3 separate regions of the Homo sapiens genome follow, and all the other regions are linked to region 3. Evidence: chromatin contacts called from ENCODE Hi-C or POLR2A ChIA-PET data. All regions are on one chromosome and are shown on one strand. The core of a region is the stretch at or near the end of the contact, and the rest is flanking DNA. Distances in the headings are between cores, read along the strand shown. Region 1 holds the start of THAP11 (THAP domain containing 11). Region 2 holds the start of GFOD2 (Gfo/Idh/MocA-like oxidoreductase domain containing 2). Region 3 holds the start of MATCAP1 (microtubule associated tyrosine carboxypeptidase 1).

Evidence for each region. A loop is a pair of places that touch in the nucleus more often than their neighbours do. ChIA-PET counts read pairs that join two places held with the same protein, here RNA polymerase II (POLR2A). Pooled maps may share reads with other maps.
Region 1: a loop to region 3 is called in a map of naive thymus-derived CD4-positive, alpha-beta T cell, with 36 times the contacts of the local background. The contact joins the promoter of THAP11 here to the promoter of MATCAP1 in region 3. A Hi-C loop is called at or near these places in 1 of 168 maps with a recorded cell type or tissue (naive thymus-derived CD4-positive, alpha-beta T cell) and 9 of 50 pooled maps. POLR2A ChIA-PET finds 5 or more read pairs at or near these places in 1 of 52 experiments (WTC11).
Region 2: a pooled map shows a loop between it and region 3 (11-fold over the local background). The contact joins the promoter of GFOD2 here to the promoter of MATCAP1 in region 3. A Hi-C loop is called at or near these places in 7 of 50 pooled maps. POLR2A ChIA-PET finds 5 or more read pairs at or near these places in 2 of 52 experiments (Caco-2 and HepG2).

Annotation. Positions count from the first base shown.
Region 1 is chr16:67,840,710-67,844,558 of GRCh38, reverse strand. It overlaps THAP11 (THAP domain containing 11), which reads right to left and starts at 2,239. Exons shown (of 1, transcript NM_020457.3): 1 at 364-2,239. The coding sequence starts at 2,004. The coding sequence ends at 1,060. All of the region lies in intron 1 of CENPT (centromere protein T), which reads left to right. RefSeq lists enhancers at 916-965, 1,406-1,565, 1,277-2,023, 2,476-2,525 and a silencer at 2,046-2,225.
Region 2 is chr16:67,716,908-67,720,874 of GRCh38, reverse strand. It overlaps GFOD2 (Gfo/Idh/MocA-like oxidoreductase domain containing 2), which reads left to right and starts at 1,559. Exons shown (of 3, transcript NM_030819.4): 1 at 1,559-1,712. RefSeq lists silencers at 1,642-1,691, 1,752-1,801 and an enhancer at 2,162-2,241.
Region 3 is chr16:67,182,506-67,186,232 of GRCh38, reverse strand. It overlaps MATCAP1 (microtubule associated tyrosine carboxypeptidase 1), which reads left to right and starts at 2,270. Exons shown (of 7, transcript NM_001040715.2): 1 at 2,270-2,971. EXOC3L1 (exocyst complex component 3 like 1) reads left to right here. Exons shown (of 14, transcript NM_178516.4): 10 at 743-872; 11 at 975-1,097; 12 at 1,176-1,331; 13 at 1,423-1,547; 14 at 1,629-1,854. The coding sequence ends at 1,839. RefSeq lists an enhancer at 752-851.

The DNA.
Region 1 (3,849 bases), core at 990-3,489, 660 kb before region 3:
TGTCATGGTGAGCAAAATTCAATCCCAGCTGAGAATTGAAACCCTCAGAGGCGAACTATCACAATATAGCTTAGTTACCAGTTGGTCCTTCTTGTTGAAAGGATACAGGGAGATAATCCATGGACAAACTGGGCCCATTTGGTGCAGTTTCCAAACTCTTTAGGGTGAGCTGGGCCAGGAACTCTGTGAGGACCTTATAAGGCCAGGATCCATGTGCTTAGGGCCCATTTTTGGAAAAACTGGTCATTGAAGCATCTCTACTTTCAGGGTCAGCCTGGTCTTTCAGAAAGGCTGAGGCCTATTTCCCCATGTTTCAAGGACATTTAACTATGTTTTTGTAAAAATAAAATGGCGAGACCCAAATAAAAACCTTACTTTTTGTTTAATTTGTTTTGCCAAACAAACACAGTGAAAACTTTAGTCTGACTAATTGTACAGAAAATAGAATTTGTAACCAGTAGCAAACAAAACAGGATAAACCTAAGTCCCTGGCAAGCTGGATCTCCATCAGCAGGTCATCCAGATCCCCTTGTAAATGGCCTCCTGGGAAAATAAGTCCTAGGAGGCAGAGGCACAGATTTACCAGTCCCCATCAGAATCACAGGCTGCACCTGGGAAGGAAAAGCATGAAAAGGAGGAGAACTGATGTTACTTGAATCTCTTATCACTACACACATTAGAGTTGTCTGACTGCTGACCAACCTTAAGGTATGGTTTTCCCAAACCTATAGTCCCTGGACATCCCACCTGCATCCCTAGAGGGTAAGTTTCAAGTTCAGTGGTTCTGAAGCCTCTGCTTAACCAGAATCTGCAACAATAACTGGGGAGGAAGGGTAGACAAAGTCATAATTGCTGGTGTCACCAGGGCAGAGTCTAAGGCCCCAGCTTCCACTTCAGGAGGAAACAATTGAGGATGCCAGGTCACCAGCAAGAGAGTCCAGCTGCCTTAAGCCTCAGTACTGTCAACCAGTGCCCAGGAGTATAGAGGAGTTCAACAATGGCCTGCGGTCCCCTGGCTGGATGGGGTCTGGGAGTCCAGCAGGCTGCCGGGGCACCAGTTCACATTCCGTGCTTCTTGCGGATGACAGCCATGGCAAGCAGCCGATCCTTCTCACGCAGTTCTTCGCGCAGCTTGGCCTCAGTGAGACGCAGGTGGCGAATGCTGCCTTTCATCTCTTTCATCTTCACTTCCATCAGAGCCAGGATGTCCCGCTGCTCATTCAGCTTGCGCAGGAGCTCCTCCTCCGTGGTGCCTGACGACAAGGAGTACGAATGGTCGGAGCCAGTATCAGGGAAGCCCTCTTCCCCTACCACCACCAACTGGGGGCCCATAGGGCACTCGGCAGCCTCCAGCCCTGCGGTAGCAGCCTGTAACTCCGACGCGGCGGCCGCAGCGGCTGCGCCCTCTGCGGCTGCAAACTCCACTTGCACTGTGAGATCGATGGGCTTCACGTCTTCTCCAGTGGGAGTGATGGGCGCCGGCTGTACGGATCCCGGAGCCTGACTGCTGTCTACAGTGGCCTGAAGGGTGAGAAGCACGGCCGCGGAAGCAGATACCAGGTTCGGCTGCAGCTGGGCAGTCTGGGCAGTGGAGGCAGAGGGTGAGGACTGCTGCTGCTGCTGCTGCTGCTGCTGCTGTTGCTGCTGCTGCTGCTGTTGCTGCTGTTGCTGCTGCTGCTGCTGTTGCTGCTGCTGCCTGCGGCGGGCGGCCGCGGCCCCAGCGGGTCTGCGCGCTACTTTGCGCTCATTGACGCCGCGCAGCGGGAAGATGGTGGGGACGCGTACCGTGTAGGTCTTGCGGCCGCCCTGGAAGTGAACGCTGCAGAGACGGTGGCCTGTGGTGGGCTGGAAGGTGGAGAAGCACCCACTGACGCCGGCACGCGACACGTTCTTGAGCCAGAGGCGCCGCAACTCAGCGTCCTTTGGAAACGTGTAGAAGTGCAGCGCCTTGTCCCGGTGCGAGTTGTTGTAGCAGCCTGGCACGCAGCACGTAAAGCCAGGCATGGCTGCGCCGCGCGGCCCGGCCCGGCCCACCGGCCTCCTGCGCTCTTCGACGGCCCAGTGGCTACGCCGCCGCCCGCCCCTCGACGGGCGGCGCCGCGCGAGGCCTTGGGTGGTATCCCACCACTGCCGCTCGGCGCAGCCGGCCCGCCCGGCGCCCCGTGCCCAGAATACGCTTCCTGCCGGCCCGCGCCGCGCCGCCCGCCTGGCTGCCCGCCTGCGCTCGGGAGTGGGCCCCGGGGACGCCGCGAAGGACCGCCTGAGAAAGAGACTACGCCCCCCACAATGCCCCGCGCCAGAAGCGGCTCACTTCCGGGGCGGGTGTGTGCGGATTCCTGCCGCCTTCCAAGGCACTGCGATAGCCTCCGAAGAGCAGATTCTTTCCCCAGCCCGTCTTGTCCCCGGCGGGCGAGAGAGGCGTATTAGGTTGGAACGCTGTCGCCTGGACTGCTCCTCACGAGGACCCGAATCCTGATAGGGGCGTGGAGCGGGGCGGTGCGCGCCTCACCGGTGCGCAAGCGCGGTGGGTATATGCCCACGGAGACTACAAATCCCGTGATGCCTCGCGCTGAACTAGGCGCCTTCCCTCCGAAGCGCCGCCTAAGGGAAAGATCGAGTTACTGCGGACCAGGATTCGGGCGAGGTTGTGCTGTTTGCCAGAACCAGTTCCCCAGCCCCGAGCCCCTTTGAGTCGACGGCATTGCTGCAGCAGAGGGAGACGAAACCTGGGCCTCGGCGCCCCGAAGGGTCTCAGGAGCCCCTTTCTTTGCGTTGGGGACTCTCTCCTGATTCAGCTGCTGCCTGCGTTGACTAACTGATCTAAACAAAGTCTCCAGTAGACGCCTACTATGTGGCTGACACGGTGCCGGGAGTTTGCGGGAGTCAGACCGACTGGGCTCCTCTCTTGGAGCCTGACTACCTAGACGGATAAGCGTCTGTCTTTTGGATAATAGATCTGAATGCACGCGAATGGATGTCTACTCACAAATAGTAATCGCTCCAAAGGAATTAACAGGAGAGCAGAGAAATGGGGGGGAGGTGGTGGGGGCCAGGAATAAAAAAACGAACGAAAGCTTGGGTAGGGAGAAGTAGCCAATTCTTGTCCCAGGAACCAGTCTGTAAGGCCACATGGCAGAAAAGAGCTAGGCTCCGCCATTAAAGAGCCTGGAAAGGGGTGGCCCGGGTAGGGCCAAGCGTAGGAAAATACCAAACTGGGACATGTTAAGGATTTGGGGTTTTATTCTGCAGGCCACTGAGAGCTATTAAAGGATTTTATGGGAAAGGATTTGCATTGTAACAATACACCTCCCCCCACCTCAACTTATTTGAGGGAATCTTTTTTTTTTTTTTTTTTTTTTTTTTTTGTAAAGGAGTCTCACTGTGTCGCCAGACTGGAGTGCAATGGTGAGATCTCGGCTCACCGCAACCTCCGCCTCCTGGGTTCAAGCAATTCTCCTGCCTCAGCCTCCGGAGTAGCTGGGACTACAGGCGCATGCCACCATGCCCGGCTAATATATATATATATATATATATATATATATATATATGTATTTTGTATTTAGTAGAGACGGGGTTTCGCCATGTTTCTCAGGCTGGTCTCGAACTCGTGAGCTCAGGCAATCTGCTCGCCTCGGCCTCCCAAAGTGCTAGGATTACAGGCGTGAGCTAGGATCACGGCGCCTGGCTGGGGGAAAATGTTTTAAAGAACACAAAATGTTGTGGAAAGCCAGGGAGGGGCCAGGCAGTTCTCCAGGTGAATTACCTGCAAACTAGCCCTCCTTTGCCGAGTTCTTCCTTCTCCCAATTTTTTTTAAACTTTTACTTTAGGTTCGGGGGTACGTGTGAAGG
Region 2 (3,967 bases), core at 310-2,809, 540 kb before region 3:
GGGAGGTTTGCCAGTAAATTAGGGGAGGTTTGCCAGTAAAAAAGTCACTGGAATTGGGAGGTGGTCCAGTAAATTAGGAAAACTGTCTTATGGATGTTCACAGTGATCGCCACCAGCTAATTAAAAGCTCAATCCTGTGTTAAAATGTGTTGCTTAACCCTGCACTTTCCAAACTTAAGTTACTACAGACTGTGTCACTCAGCAGAATCTTACAGGACTATTACTCTATAGAATGCTCTTAGGGAAGAGGTAGCATAAAGGGGAAAATATGGGTTTTAGATTAAGCATAAAGTCCTGGTTCTATATAAGTAAAGCCAGAGTAGGCTCATTTCCCCCTAGACTAGTGGTTCTCAACTGGGAATGATTTTGCTCCCAGGGAGACACTTGGCAATGTCTGGAGATATTTTTGGTAGTCACAACTGGGCTTGGGGTGCTACTGGCATCTACTGGGTAGAGCCAGGGATGCTGCCAAACATCCTACAATGCAGACAGCTCCCCCCACCCCTGCCCAACAAAGAATTATCAGGTCCAAAATGTCAATAGTGCCACTGTTGAGAAATCCTACTCAAGAAGAGTGGAACTCCGAACAATGACTAAGAAACAGATCAAACAGGCACATTTTGACTCTGCCTTCCTTCTGCCTGGCTCTAGAGGATCCAGGAGAGAAAGGATAAAATCCCATCAGAAGAGGGGGGGTTTAGGGGTTACAACTTCTCATCACTTTGGAAGCCTTCCATGCTCCTCACAGAGGTGGTAGGAGTCCTGTCTCCGCTCAAAGCAGGGATAGCTCTGCTGCTAGTTAGCATATCTCAGTAGGAACTGCCTCACGCTTAGGTCAGCTGACATATTCTGTCACCACAGGCTGCTCTGGAATGATGGCTGGGAGATCATCCTAATGCCAGCTGAGTGGGGATCTTGATACTCAGCAGGAGGGTCAGACAAGCAGGGACGGGGGCTCCCCATGCAGATACAAACCCCAATCACATTTCCTACACAGGCAGTTTTATTCTAAGGTCTAACGGCTTCCTTACTCTAGCGGATAGTTTGCTATTTGGTGGGGCATAGGCTTCAGTAAAGAGGCCAAGGGGACTGAGGTTACAGTCTTGAAGAGCACTGATATTTAAGGAACAATCAAAAAACATCCAGAGGAAGAGGAGCCCAGACAGGCACCTGAGAAAACGGAAAAACGAGTCACTGGGGGTCAGGGAGCCAGGAAGTCCGACGAGTTCGAGAGAACTGGCCTTCTGCAGATATGTCCTTGTCCAACACGAAACCGTCTTTCATTCCAGGACAACTGAGGCTACCCACAGCTACCAAAACCTGGTCCCTGACGCCGGTCAGCGGACCGGAGAGAAGCCAAGCTTAGGAAACTGCCGCCTCCGCCGCCGGAAATGAATAACCTGAGCCTCCTAGCCAGGCTGCTTAAGCTCCGCCCCCAAAAAGCGAGCATGCGCAGCTCCCGGCTACGGCCCCTCCCAGCGCAGGCCCATCCCCGTTATGGAGCATGCGCAGTCCTCCTGCCGTCCCGCCCCTCCCTTTCCAGAGCCCCCAGTTCCTTAGAAACCAGGCGGCGCGTTCCCGGTGGCGGCGCCCTGGACTCCCGGGCCCGCGCATCCCCGCCAGCCTTCCTTAAGGCGGATGGGTGGCCCCCGAGACCCCGTCGGACCCATGGTTTCCAGTGCAGCGCGGAGTGGGCGATGCCAGCGTGCCAGGTGAGAGGCGGCCACCGGTGGCGGGTGAGGGCGAAAGAGGGCATGGCGCGGCCGGGAGCGGGCGCCGACAGGGCCTTCTCCGCGGCCCGGCGCCGGAGGTTGGAGGCGTGGACCCGCAGAGCCGGGGTTGGAGGGGGCTTGTTCCAACTGCCTGCAGGCGCGTGGAGTGGAGGGTCGCCTTGGGATTCGCCCTTTCCACCGCAGAAATAGGACCCGCAGGCTTGGTGGTAGAATTATAGGATTTGGGATCCTGGAAGAACCTGAGACATAACCCATCCTTTTACCAGATGCAAAAACCTAGTCTCCCCCGCCCTGTGCCGAGCGGACCACCTGACTGTGTGAGGATGGACGCTTTGTGGATGAGGATGTGTGAGGTGTAGAAGCTCAGACAAAGGGCTCGTGGGGTAGCTGGTTCGTCCCCTTTCAGAATGAGATGGGACTTTTGGGGATAAATCTTTAAGAAACGGGTGTTCAGTTGACAGGTGGAAGAAGGGACACCCCAGAAGGTGCGAGTGGCTCTGCCAGCTCCCATGTGCCCTATGGCCACGTCTCAATGGCCCTGGCCTACCTTTGTATTTGTAGCTCTGGAAGGAAGCAGATGGACTTGAGACAAAAGGTGAAGTGAGGTCTTCCCATCAAGGCCCTATCACACTTAAAAGGTGAGGGAGGAAGAGTGGACAGGGACATGAGGGCTTGGGAATGGTTGTGTGAAGAGTTTACCCTCCAGACTACAGCACGATCTAAAGAACAAGGCAGGATAGAAGAGTTGAAAGCTGTATTGGATAGGCATCAGGGAAGCTTATTTAACTGTCTTATTTATGTTCATTGTTCCCATAATGTTATCCTGAGGGCAAGAAAGTGGATGTCCTTTTAAATGTCCAGAAAGAACTAGGGCAGGGCACCACCTTTGTGATCTGTGGGGCCCAAAAGCCTCTAAAGGAATAGCCCTTAGTGTGTGGCCCTTAAGTTGAAGGGAACAGCATTTAATTTAGAAAAGGAAGGCACTTAAATTTATTGTGATATGGAGCAATATAGAGAAGATGGTTGTTTTTGAGTCGGGGAAGCTAGATTCATTCTTGATAAGGAAACTTATTTCCTTCTGGAAAGCTACACTAGAGAACAAAAGAGTTTTAAGGCCATCCATTTTACAGGAAACGTGAAAAAATTAACTGCTTTGGGATTGGGAGTTTAGAGAACCTGCCTGGACCAAGAGAGGAAATTTTCAACAGACGGTTCTGTTGGTCGAATCCTTATTTCACAGATAAAGATTCTGTTGTGAGAGGTTATCTCTTACCACCTGGTTTTCCCACTTTGCCATGGAATAATCATTGGTCTGGGTCTAATTCTCTATCTATCTATCTATCTATCTATCGAGACGGAGTCTCACTCTGTCACCCAGACTGGAGTGCAGTGGTGCGATCTCGGCTCACTGCAATCTCCGCCTCCCAGGTTCAAGCGATTCTCTGGCCTCAACCTCCTGAGTAGCTGGGACTACAGGCATGTACCACCACGCCCAGCTAATTTTTGTATGTTTAGTAGAGAAGGGGTTTCACCATGTTGGCCAGGCTGGTCTTGAACTCCTGACCTCAGATGATCTGCCTGCCTTGGCCTCCCAAAGTGCTGGGATAACAGGTGTGAGCCACCACACCCAGCCCTCATTATTATTTTTATTTGCTAGGGCAATTGCTATCTGATTTCTATAGTAATACTAGAACACATTGGTAGTAGAACTAGCAATTTTTTAGAAAGCCTCCTCTGACCCAAAACTTAAAAATTAGAACTATGTGATTTTTAAAAGATGGTCCCTGATTCTAATCATCAAAGTCAGTTTGTCCCTAGCTTGATAAAAACTAATTTTCTATTTACATTTGACTTTGCAGCAGGTTTTTCCCCTTGCCCTTATAAGAAGATACATTGGAAGTATAATAATGTTAACAGGTGAAATCAGTTTAAAGAAGAAAGCTTTGGGCCGGGCGCAGTAGCTCATGCCTGTAATCCTAGCACTTTGAGAGACCAAGGTGGGTGGATCACCTGAGGTCAGGAGTTTGAGACCAGCCTCACCAACATAATGAAACCCCGTCTCTACTAAAAATACAAAATTATCGGGGCATGGTGGTGCACGCCTGTAATCCCAGCTACTTGGGAGGCTGAGGCAGGAGAATCGCTTGAACCTGGGAGGCAAAATTTGCAGTGAGTCGAGATCGCGCCATTGCACTCCAGCCTGGACAAGAGCTAAACTCTGTTTCAAAAAACAA
Region 3 (3,727 bases), core at 1,021-3,520:
CAGAAGGCCCCCAGGGAACCCCACCTTCACTAACCCCCTATTGAGTACCTATTATGTATGGGCTCAGCCCACACTAGGACACTAGGGACTTTGGACTCACATCGCCCTGGGGTTCCAATTCTAGTTCTGCTAATTACTAGTTGTGTGACCTTGGATGAGTTACCTAATCTCTGTGAATCTCACTTTTCTCATTAGTATTATGGGGGTACTAATGGAATGTTCTGAGAATCACATGAGATAACATGTAAAGTGGCCACCATAGTGCCTGGCACATGGTGTCAATTGTTCATTCGTCCAGCAAATATTTCAAGGCCCTACTCTGTGCCAGTAATGTCTGGGGTTACAGCTGTGTGTATACACGCACACACACACACACTCCCTTCCTCTTGGGTGGTATGTTCTTTTTGGTGGGGGCAAGGAAAACAAGTGATGATTTTTTACTCCCTCCTCACTGGGATACTTCCCTTCCTTTACGAATGAGGAAACAGAAACCGAAAGAATGTTTTCCTCAAGGACGCACCGCGAATTTGAGGCAGGTCTCGCTGGGCTGTGTCCTTTGCAGCTCGCCAAGCGCCCGTCTCCCAGCCCTGGTCCATGCCTGGGACCAGAAGTGCAGAGAGCCGCTGTTCTCGCTCCCTCCCGTCAAACACTTGCCCCACAAGGTGGCGCCGGAGGGTCTGGACCACCGAGGGCCATGCGGGCCTTGGCCTTGGTCCTGAAGCCGTAGTTTTGCTTGGTCCAGCTCCTCAGTGTCTGTCCTGCAGCTGGACGGGGCGCCTTCAGGGGCCTTGGCTCCAGTGGAAGCTGCGCTGGACGAGTTGCAGAGGAGGATCTACCGCTTGGTGTTGGAGGCGCTGCAGGCGGAGCTCCAGGTGAGGCCTCCTTCAGGTCAGGATGGGAGCAGGTGGAGAGGTGGCGGTACAGCTACGTATGGGGGTCTCCGCGGCAATGCCAGATCTGGATCATTTCCCCAGCCCCTGTTCGCGGATCTGCCCTCGCGCCAATGGCTGTCGAGCCCTGAGCTCCTGCAAAGTGTGTGTGAACGGACGGGGCGCTTCTGCCGGGACTTCTGGCGCGTGCGGAACCCCACGGTTCAGGTGGGTTGGGGGAAAAGATTGGGGAAGGGGCGGCGCGGGTGAGAGGCGACCTGCACCCGCCTGATTGCCTCCCCGCAGCTGCTGCTGGCTGAGGCCGAGCGTGCCGTGGTGCTCCAGTACCTGAGCGCGCTGATGCAAGGCCGCCTGGTGTGCCGCGGAGCCGACGAGAGGACCCAGGCGGCCGAGCGCCTGCGGCACGATGCTGCCCAGCTTCAGCAGCTTTTCCTCAGTTTGGTGAGAGCTTCTTGGGCGGGCAGACGGGCGAGAGTCTCAGTGGCTGGGTGGGAGAGAGGGCTGGCGCGAGACCCTACCCCGACGTGCTCAGGGCCTGGAGGAGAACGCGCACTGCGCGCCGGTGCTGCTCGCCCTGAGGGAGCTGCTAAACCTCCGCGACCCCGCGCTGCTGGGCCTGGAGGTGGCTGGCCTGCGGCAACAATTTCCCGACGTGAGGTGCGGACTGGGGGCCAGAAGGGAAGAGAAGCCGGAGGGCGGGGAGGACGGGGCTGACGCGCCTCCTTGGTGCCCCTGCAGCGAGGACCACGTCTCCGCCCTCTTGGGCCTGCGCGGGGACTTGTCCCGGGAGCAGCACCTGGCCGCGCTCAGCTCCCTGCAGGCTGCGCTGCCGCCGTCGCCCCGCGCGAGCCGCCGCGTCCTCTTCAGCCTAGTGCCCGCGCCCGCGCTCGCGCCGGCCTCCTGCCTGCCCTCGGGGTCCTGCGCCCGAGCCCTGCTGCTCGCAGAATAAACCACGGCTGCCGGACGCCTGAGTCTGTGTGTGTTGGGGAAGGTGGGATGGAATAAAAGTGCCCACGAGGGTTGAGGGAATTCTTGCAGAGTGACACGCTTAAAGTATCCTGGCTCCCGTCCTGGTACACGGGCTGCGCCCCGCCTATGCAGGCATCTGCCCTCTGTGCAGACTGCGTTCCCGAGGCCGCGGGCTACGCCCCCACGTCTCCGCGCCCAGGCCGTGAGCAAGAGTCTCCGCCGCCCTGGCCGCCTGGAGCCCCTGAAGCCCAGCAACTCGCTGTGGCCTTGGGAAGGGGGCGGGCCCAGGACCACGAACACCGCCCCCTCAACCCTGCCTGGCTTCGCTCCCAGTGGCCTCGGGGGCGCGCCGCCGCGGAGACTGACGCGAAGCCCCACGCTTTCGTAAGAGCGTGCGCGCGCCCGAGGACGTACGTCATCGGCGACGGCTCCCGCCGGCTGGGCGTCCGGTGGCCGGTGTAGCAGAGCGGGAGCGGCGGGCGGCGAGCAGAGGAGCTAACAGGTGGGGGCACGGCACGCGGACGGACCCCCCCAAAGGCCGGGAGGAGGCGCGCGACGCGACCTTTCCTGATCTCCCGGAGAAGCCTCCACTCCATTGTCTCCTGGCCCCACCCTCCATTGGGCACGCCCTTCACCTTATCCCCCACCACTTATTGGCTGCAGGTCACGCCCCTCCTCTATTTCTGGTTCCCCATTGGCTCTTCACCTTGTCCTCTCCGGGGCTTCTCTCCGCACAGGCCACACCCTCTCATTTGTCACTAGACCCCGCCTTAATAGTGGGGGGCTCCTCCCCCATCCATCCTTCATTCATTATGCACCCAGTGCTGGGTGCTTGGTACACGGGGGTGAATCAGACCCCATTCCTGCCTTCGGGGAGTTCAGGGGATTGTGGGAGGACACGGACCTAGACTCCAACAGTGACAGCTCTGAGTAAAGAAGTCGCCGAAGCAGTGGGACACTAGACGCGGGGAAGGCTTCCTGGAGGAAGTGAGGCCTAAACTGAGCCTTGAAGAATGGTTAAGAGTTTGCTCCAGGAATATATTGCAAAGGCATTCTTGGCGGAAGGACCCGAGACGTGAAAAAAACAGGCGTATTCTGGTAATTTCGAGGAGGTATGTCGAATGAAAGAAGGGGAGATGGAGGGGACTGGGCCAAGCAGAAACCTGTAAAGGGGTGAGGAGTCCAAAAAACTGTACAGTTAGTTAAAGGGAGTGAAGCCTGGGACCTGAAGTCTTTTCAAGCAGCTGGTCATTAGGCAGGGTAGAGAGGAGTGGAGAGGGGGAAGATGAAGTCTAGATAGGGAAGCAAAGTGCAGGGAAGGAATAATTCTAGTTCTGAAAGAAGAGCTCTTGGATTCATTTATTTATTGAGCAATTGCTGCGGGCCAGGCACTGTTCTGGGTTCTGGGGACACAGCTGTGAATGTTGGAAAAGATAAAACAGATAACTATCAAATATACCTATCATACAAATATAAACTGTACTGAAGTACACTCCAGATGGTGATGACTGCTACAAAGAACAATAATTTGGGGAAGGGGAGATAGTGGAGAGGGGAGAGGAGGTTTACTATTTTATTGAGGGTGTGTTAGGCTTTTCTAATAACATGGTATTGATGCAGAGATTTGAGGAAAGTGAGAGAGTGACCCATGCCATTATACAGGGGGAGGAACATCCCAGACAGAGGACATATTCTGTTTGATATGCCTATTAAACATTCAAGTGATGACACTGCAGTGAAGATGGACATGATGGCATGTGCCTGTGGTTCCAGCTAGTTGGAAGGCTGAGGTGGGAAGATTGCTTGAGGCCAGGAATTCAAGACCAGCCTGGGCAAATAGACAGTATCTCAAATTGCACTGAAATTGG